Regions from separate parts of the Homo sapiens genome. Here all the other regions are linked to region 2. The links are chromatin contacts, found by Hi-C in ENCODE. All regions are on one chromosome and are shown on one strand. Each heading gives the region's core, a stretch centred on a gene start or an enhancer-like site at or near the end of the contact. The rest is flanking DNA. Distances are from core to core; before and after follow the strand shown.

Region 1 (2,700 bases), core at 37-2,536, 550 kb after region 2:
GCGAGAATTAGATAAGGAGGTAGCTGGGGCTGTAGACTTGGGGTCTTTTTTTTTTTTTTTTTTTTTTTTGAGACAGAGTCTCACTCTTTCCCCCAGGCCGGAGTGCAGTAGCGTGATCTTGGCTCACTGCAAGCTCCACCTCCCGGGTTCACACCATTCTCCTGCCTCAGCCTCCCGAGTAGCTGGGACCACAGGCGCCCGCCACCATGCCCGGCTAATTTTTTGTATTTTTAGTAGAGACGGGGTTTCACCATGTTAGCCAGGATGGTCTCGATCTCCTGACCTCGTGATCCACCCGCCTCGGCCTCCCAAAGTGCTGGGATTACAGGTGTGAGCCACCGCGTCCGCCCGGGGTTGTCTGTTTTGTATATGAAAAGCATGCTCTGCCCCGAGCCTTAGCTATCTCTCTCTCTTTTTTATTTTTGAGACGGAGTCTTGCTCTGTGGCCCAGGCTGGAGTGCAGTGGCACCATCTCGGCTCACTGCAACCTCCACCTCCCGGGTTCAAGCGATTCTCCTGCCTCAGCCTCCCAAGTAGCTGGGATTACAGGCGCCCGCCACCACGCCCAGCTGATTTGTTGCATTTTTAGTAGAGGCGGGGTTTCACCGTGTTCGCCAGGATGGTCTCGATCTCCTGACCTCGTGATCTACCCGCCTCAGCCTCCAAAAGTGTTGGGATTACAGGCGTGAGCCACCGCGCCCGGCTGGAAATCCATAATTTCAATGGATCAGAATTTGCCTGTCACGTTCTCTGTGCCAGGCACGGAGCGGGGGGGCGGCAGGGATGGAACCCGGCACATGGGCCTCTGCCTCCTTGGCGCGCTGTAGGCGCGAGCCTAAAGTCATCAGGCGACAGCCCCCGCCACGTTCCGGGGCGCCCCGACGGCTCCAGCAGCGGGTGGGGTGGGAGGCGTCCGGACAGTCCGGAGGCCTCGATGGCCAAGAGGAGCCTGGGCTGGAGGGGGCCAGGCCCGGGGGCGGCCGGGGGAGGGCCCGGGACTGGCGCAGAGGCAGCGCGAGGCAGAGGCAAGCACTCGGACGAAGGCGCAGCCCCAGCCTCGGGGTGCGGAACGGGCACCTTCCGGGCCACTTGAGTCTGAGACCTTGTAGCCGGCTCGAGGCCCGGGCGCAGCAGTCCCTGCCAGCCAGCTTTCGGCGCAATGGGACGCGGGCGCTCCTGGTGTGCCGGCCTCGGGCCCTGCACCCTCACGCATGCGCGGCCCCCCCCCCCCCGGTGGACTACAACTCCCGGCGTGCCCCGCGCGCCTCCCGGAAGTGATCGCTCCGGTTGCCTCCGACCTCGGCGCTGGGCGGGCGCGCCGGGCCTGGGGAAGGGGCGGGCGCGGGGACCCGATGCGCGGGAGCGGAGGCCGAGATGGCTTCGGCGGGAGGCGAAGACTGCGAGAGCCCCGCGCCGGAGGCCGACCGTCCGCACCAGCGGCCCTTCCTGATAGGGGTGAGCGGCGGCACTGCCAGCGGGAAGGTAAGGGGCCGAGCGGGCCGGGGTCTCGCCTCTCGCCGGTGCCTACGGGCGGCCCGGTCCAGAGAGGAGACCCCAGCCCCGGCCGAGGGGCCCCCTGCCAGGCAGGGGCAGGGCGCGGGAGCGAAGGGGCTGCAGGCCGCGATGGGCCGGGGCGGGCTGGGGCGGGCGAGGGGTTGGGGCGCTGGGCCTCGGGGCTCCCCCACAGCCTCTCCGCCGGCCGGGCTCCTCGGAGCCCCAAGTCCGTGCTAACCCCGTTGGGCCCCCGCGGCCCTTCCGCTGAGACCATCCACACCTGTTGGTGTCCTCCCGCCTTCCGAGCATACCCCCCAGGGGGCGGGTGGGTCAGTGTCTCCAGAAGCCGGCCCCGTGCCTGTCACAGGACGAGCGGTTCCAGGCGGGAATCCCGCTTCTGTGTCTCCAGTCGACCGTGTGTGAGAAGATCATGGAGTTGCTGGGACAGAACGAGGTGGAACAGCGGCAGCGGAAGGTGGTCATCCTGAGCCAGGACAGGTTCTACAAGGTCCTGACGGCAGAGCAGAAGGCCAAGGCCTTGAAAGGACAGTACAATTTTGACCATCCAGGTAAATCGCGAGCCCAACGATGTGGGGAGGGCAGACCCCATTCTGGGCGGCCGCTAACCAGCTGCGCTTGGGCCCAAGGTTGGATGGATGCAGACCCGCTTGGGCTGTTCCCCCAACTCGCCACGCAGCCTGCAGTGGAGTTGGCTGCACAGTGAAGTCAGGGGAACTTTGCTGAGTTCTCTGGGCCCTGAGTGTCCCCCCAGGAGCGTGGTTGGAGCCAGTCAGGAAGCCTGTTGCACTGTGGGGAGCCCTGCCCTGCCCTGCCACAACTGTGATCCTGGAGAAATCCTCCCATCTTCCCTTCCCACGTTGGGGCCTTTAGGGCCCTCCACACACACCTCTGCCCACTGTGCCCTCCCGTGCTTTGGGGCAAAGTCCTCAGAGAGGCCAGTGTGGGAGGCGGTAGGTAAACTAGTGCTGGTGGCTTGAAGCTCCGGGCCAGGTAAACGGGCAGATGCGGCAGGGAGACACCTGCCACTGCTAGAAGATTCCACCCTGGCTGGCTGGCATGGTCAGCCTTTTCCCAAGGACTTGTGGGAAGAAGGCCTGCAAAGCCGCAGTCTAACCAGTTAGTCCCAGAAAGAGAGAGAAGCAGAGGCCCAGCCTACCCACCTCCCAGGAAGAGCTGATCAGAAAA
Region 2 (2,700 bases), core at 145-2,644:
ATCACCACCATCCAGCTGTAAAACTTTTCCAAGTCTGTACTCTTTAAGTACAGACTTAAATATGGCCCTTTGCAATATTATGCTGAAATCTTCCTCTCTACAGCCTTCCTACAACTGGTTATTGTTATTGCCACTAGTTAACCAAGGAGGACTCTTGTCTTGGGTTGACATGAAGGTGAGTTGAAGGTCACAATCATGATCTGCCTCCTGCTCTCCTCTTCTCTGCTCCAAGCTATGCAACCCCAGCTCCTCTAAGGAAAGAACATGAGGACTTGGGCAGGTTCCCTTTAGTAAAAAGATAATAAATTTTCAGAAACCTGTCTATAGCCAACAGGACAAAGAGACATTGAATTTTTCCATAAAGCCAGATTTGGCCAACATTTTGTTGGTTTTATTTAAATCCCAAACCTTCTCTTTCTTCCACAACCTCTATGCTATGTATGTTATTTTCAGAGGTGTGTGTTCACTGTAAACCAGCCACCATTCTACTTTCTGTCTCTAACATTTTGACTACCCTAAACACCTCATATAAGTGGAGTCACACAGAATTTTGTTTTTTTGTGACTGGCTTATTTCACTTAGCATAATGTCTTCAAGTTTCCTCCAGGTAGCATATGTCAGAATTTTCTTGCTTAAGCCTGAAGAATTTTTCATTGTATGCCAGTATCACACTTTGTTTATTCATCAGTTTATGGACACTTGGGTTTCCCCTGCCTTTTGGCTATTTGGTGAATAATGCTGTTATGAACATGTGTACAGGTATTGAGTCCCTGCTTTCGCTTCTTTTGGGTATATGCCCAGAAGTGGAATCTCTGGATCATTATTTTCCTCTTCTTAATTAATAAGCATCTTGGGGGACGATACTTTGAGATTACCTAAAAAGCCTGTTATTTTTCTGACACTTTCACCCACTAGTTTTAGCATCCATCGATTTCTATCTGAATCAATTATTCTAATGGCTGTCAAATGGCAATTTTCTAATTCCATCACTCTTTCTGCATTTATGAGCTGGCATTCTATTGGAAAGAAGAAACTTTCCTTCTCCCCGCTTTATTTATGAATATGGACTCATTTTATTGAATGGGCTATGTTCCTTTCCTTTTTACACTATTGCTCTGAGCAATTCTTTTCCCTATGATTCCCCAGAGTGCAAGTTTGGGGAAATGCGGGAACTTTCTGTATTTCTTTGTCACCATTAAGCAAACCGGGAGTGCAACCTGACTTCCCCAAGTTGAGAAAAATCACTTTCCTGCCCATGCATTAGTTTAGCTCAAGGGGAAACCCTTTTTCGAAAGTGCTTTCTGGGTAGCCCCGCGCGAACTGCATTTCCCAGAGGTCTTCGGAGATACGTCATCAGCGAGCGCGGCTTTTTTGCTTGCGAAGCCGGCTTTGGAGAGCTGCTGTGGCGGCGGCAACATGGCGGACGTGATAAATGTCAGTGTGAACCTGGAGGCCTTTTCCCAGGCCATTAGTGCCATCCAGGCGCTGCGCTCCAGCGTGAGCAGGGTGTTCGACTGCCTGAAGGATGGGATGCGGAACAAGGAGACGCTGGAGGGCCGGGAGAAGGCCTTTATTGCGCACTTCCAGGACAACTTACATTCGGTCAACCGGGACCTCAAGTAGGTACCGGCTGAAGGGGCCGGGGTCGGGGACCGGCCCCGCTCCGACCCTGCCCCTACGTCGCTCGAGTCTTCCCAGGCAGGGGCTGTTCTCCGTTTCCCTTGATCCCTGTTCTTTCTCTTCTTGTTCTCCAAGCCTCTGCCTGTCCCTCAGGGACATCTTAACACCATCCCCGCTTTCTCGTCTTGCTTCTCCTGGCCTCCTGGTCCTGTTTGTCTTCCGCCATCCTCGACCTCTTCTGTGGCGGTTCCATTCCTAACAAGGAGGCATGCTTTTCCCATGAACTTCCACTTCTCTGAGCTTGGCAGGTTTCTCACCTGTAGGCCCTCTGTGCCCCATCACGTCTGATCCGAATGTAGTAATAGTACAGACAGGACCTGGTCAGTCGGCTCCAAACCCAAGTGCACCCGATCTGATTAGCCCCAATTCCCCGGCCCTGAACTTGGACTTCATCAGTTCCACCACCACCCACCCGCAACCACGACGGACCGGCCAGGCCTTGAGCTGTCTTCACCTTTTCCCCTAACCGCTCCCAAACCACCTGATCAGTTTCCTCACTCCCACTCCTGTGGGAGTTCCTTCCGCAGTAGAGACCTACTCTCTAATCTCTTAACCAGTTTAATTACTTATGCTTAACGCCCCTGCTTCTTAATTTGTAGTCTTTTAGGGTTAAGGATTCCACTTTTCCTCCTCTTCCTTACAAAGTACCTTCTTCACTTACACTTTTTAAGTGTTGTAAGAATTAAATGAGAGGATGTTTGTAAAGGGCCTGGCACATAGTAGGCACTTCTTGATTGCTTAGGTCCTGAACTTGCCTTCTGTTTTATAAGAGAGTCAGTCCTTCCCAGGAAGGTTAGAATTTCAGGATTTTTGCCTTTTACTTCTCAGAACTGACCTGAGTAGGGGAAAGCATTTGGTGAGCTAGTCATCCTTTGATTTCTGGACTGGTTGGATTTTTGTTTTTTCAACTTGGTCTCCTTAGTAACCAGATGGAAAGAGGAGGTAGGATGGAGGAGGAGGAGGAGGAGGTGGCCAAATGATGGGTGCCTTTTTGTTTTCCCCCTAAGTAGTTGCCGTAAA
Region 3 (2,700 bases), core at 28-2,527, 580 kb after region 2:
GACGCCCTAGAAAAGAAGGGAGGAGCCGTGGTCCATGAGGGCTCACGAGAGGCTACAGAAGGGATCCCCAGCCACCCGGCTCCCGGACACACGAGGAGAACCACAGCACAGCCGGGCTGCTGAGAAAGACCGAAGTTCCTGGAGCCTTGGTTCAGGTAGACATGTGGGGTGAGGGGCACTAGCAGTGAACTCGGGTGGGAATTCAGGGGATCTCAGGACTGGACATTCACTCCTTTCAACAACTCATTCCACAAAACCTGCCGAGCACGTCTTGGGCGCGAGAACACTGCTAAGGAACGCCAGGGTTTCTCCCCTCCCTCCCCGACGACCAGAAGCCCACAGTGCGGCCACAGCTACCTGACCCTGGGCAGCTCCTGGGTGCCATCTCAGCTGCTTACAGCCCAGGGACCCCAACCTGGCCGAGCCTCGGGGCCTCCTCATCTCTCCTCAAGGATGCATCTGCCCCCAGTGCCTCCCTGCCTTCTATCCCAGCGGCACATCATCCCCGGGTGCTCCCTTTCTCGCCTGGAGGGTGCATTTGCACCCTGCGCCCCCACGTTCTCCTCCAGGCTTCATCTTCCCTTGAGCTCCGCTTCTCTTGAGGCTGCATCAGGCCTGGGACACCCTGTCTCACACCAAAGCCGCATCTGGCCGTTGGCGCCCCGCTGGTCTCCTCAGGCCCCATCTACCCTGGACGCGCCCTTCCCTCCCTGAGCTGCATCTGCCTTGAGCGCCTTCGTCCCAAAAGGTCCCATCTGTCCTGGGAGTGCCTCCTCTCCCCTTGCAGACCGCATCTCCCTGGCCGGCCCTTCTTCCCCACAGGCCGCACCTGTCCCGTCCACCAACTCCCGAGGCTGCGTCGGCCCCAGCTCCGTCCTCACCCTGAGACTGCACCCGCAGCACGCCCTTCCTCCCTAGGGCTGCACGCGCCACGGAGTTCTTACTTCGGGGCTCGGCCGCCCGAACGCCGCATCTGCCCGGGCCCGAACCCCGCCCCCAGCTCCGGAAAGACGGGGACGCCCCCGGCCCCAGCCCGTCCGCAAGCCAGGGACCCGCGTCCGGCACTGACGGACTCCCCCAAGTCCGGGCTGGGCTCTCGTCCCCGGTGTCCCCAAATGTACCCGCGTTTCTCCGAGTCCACACAGAGCCGCGCCCGGCTCCCGGCAACGCCTCGGAACCGTCCGACTGGGCCGACGGTTGGGGGTGAGGCCGCTCGGCACTCCGCACCACCCACCGCCCTGCTCAACGTTCGATTCACCGAGCCTGCGGGGCCAGACGGGCAGCAGCGCGCGTGCGCACTGGGAGAGGGTGACGCGCGTGCGCAGCGGGCGAGGGCGCCGGTCCCGGAGGAGAGGCAGGTGTGAAACGCGGCGACCTCCCCTCTCTCGGGTGCTACTGTTTTGTGTGCCAGGATTTCTGTGTACTCTAAGCAGACGTGCAGATTTTAAAAAGCGCAGTGGGCTCCCACCCATCTTCTGCTCCTTGCTTTTTCACTCCATCTGGCGTGAAGATCTTAATTCTGCGTCTGCACAACGGCGTTCTGCCGGGCGCGCCAGTTTGCTCCTAGTTTTTTTCTTTTCTTTTCTTTTCTTTTTTTTTGAGACGGAGTTTCGCTCTTGTTGCCCAGGCTGGAGTGCAATGGCGCGATCTCGGCTCACCGCAACCTCCGCTTCCCGGGTTCAAGCGATTCTCCTGCCTCAGCCTCCCGAGTAGCTGAGATTGAAGGCGCACGCCACCACGCCCGGTTAATTTTTGTATTTGTAGTAGAGACAGGGTTTCACCATGTTGGCCAGGCTGGTCTCGAACTCCTGACCTGAAGTGATCCGCCCACCTCGGCCTCCCAAAGTGCTGGGATTACAGGCGTGAGCCACTGCGTCCGACCTTAATTTTTTTTTTAAGACACGGGGTCTCGCTCTGTCGCCCAGGCTGGAGTACAGTGGCAGGACCACGGCTTGCTGCAGCCTCGACCTCTCTGCCCGAAGCGATCCTCCCTCCTCGGCCTCCAGAGCAGCTGAGACCACAGGCACGTGCCCCCACGCCCGCGGGCGCTCCTAGTTTCCTTGCCGAAAAACATCGATGCCACGATCCTGCTTGCACATACATCTAGCGGTGAAGTGGCTGAGGGTAAGGGCATTTAAAACGGACCTAGGGCCGGGGGCGGTGGCTCACGCCTGTAACCCCAGCACTTTGGGTGGCCGAGGTGGGAGGATCCGTGAGCCCGCTTGAGTCCAGGAGAGCCTGGGCAACACAGCGAGACCCCGTCTCTACAAAAAAATACAAAAATTAGCGGGGCCCCTTGGCGTCTGCCTGCAGTCCCAGCTACAAGGGAGGCTGAGGCAGGAGATCACTTGGGGCAGAGAGGTCGAGGCTGCAGTGAGCCTTGGTCTCACCACTGCACTCCAGCCTGGACTACAAAGTGAGACCGTCTCAAAACAAAAAACAAAACCAAAAAAACCTGGACATCAGTGGGGGCTGCATGACCATCAGAGGCTCCAGTGGGGGCATCTCCCCTAAACTCCGTGGCAGAAGACTGGAGGCTTCTTCCTCCATTCCCAGGGCTCCTCCTCATCCATCAGCCTCTCCAGCCCCCTCTGCTGAGGGTCAAGAGCCTTCCCAAAGGCCTGCTTTGGAGCAGACATGGTACTTTTGGTTGGGTCAATGCACCCCTTCCCATGTTTTCCCTGAACAGTCGGCACCCAG

The links. A loop is a pair of places that touch in the nucleus more often than their neighbours do. Pooled maps may share reads with other maps.
Region 1: a map of CD4-positive, alpha-beta T cell shows a loop between it and region 2 (5-fold over the local background). The contact joins the promoter of UCK1 here to the promoter of MED27 in region 2. A Hi-C loop is called at or near these places in 1 of 168 maps with a recorded cell type or tissue (CD4-positive, alpha-beta T cell) and 9 of 50 pooled maps.
Region 3: a loop to region 2 is called in a pooled map, with 10 times the contacts of the local background. The contact joins the promoter of POMT1 here to the promoter of MED27 in region 2. A Hi-C loop is called at or near these places in 6 of 50 pooled maps.

Annotation. Positions count from the first base shown.
Region 1 is chr9:131,529,849-131,532,548 of GRCh38, reverse strand. It overlaps UCK1 (uridine-cytidine kinase 1), which reads left to right and starts at 1,286. Exons shown (of 7, transcript NM_031432.5): 1 at 1,286-1,482; 2 at 1,904-2,063. The coding sequence starts at 1,375. RefSeq lists silencers at 881-1,050, 1,191-1,550, 1,751-1,800 and an enhancer at 1,216-2,129.
Region 2 is chr9:132,078,561-132,081,260 of GRCh38, reverse strand. It overlaps MED27 (mediator complex subunit 27), which reads left to right and starts at 1,394. Exons shown (of 8, transcript NM_004269.4): 1 at 1,394-1,619. The coding sequence starts at 1,417. RefSeq lists an enhancer at 1,218-1,497.
Region 3 is chr9:131,501,495-131,504,194 of GRCh38, reverse strand. POMT1 (protein O-mannosyltransferase 1) reads right to left here and starts at 1,277. Exons shown (of 20, transcript NM_001077365.2): 1 at 1,122-1,277; 2 at 1-6. RefSeq lists enhancers at 327-386, 1-623, 624-1,491 and silencers at 957-1,106, 1,177-1,376.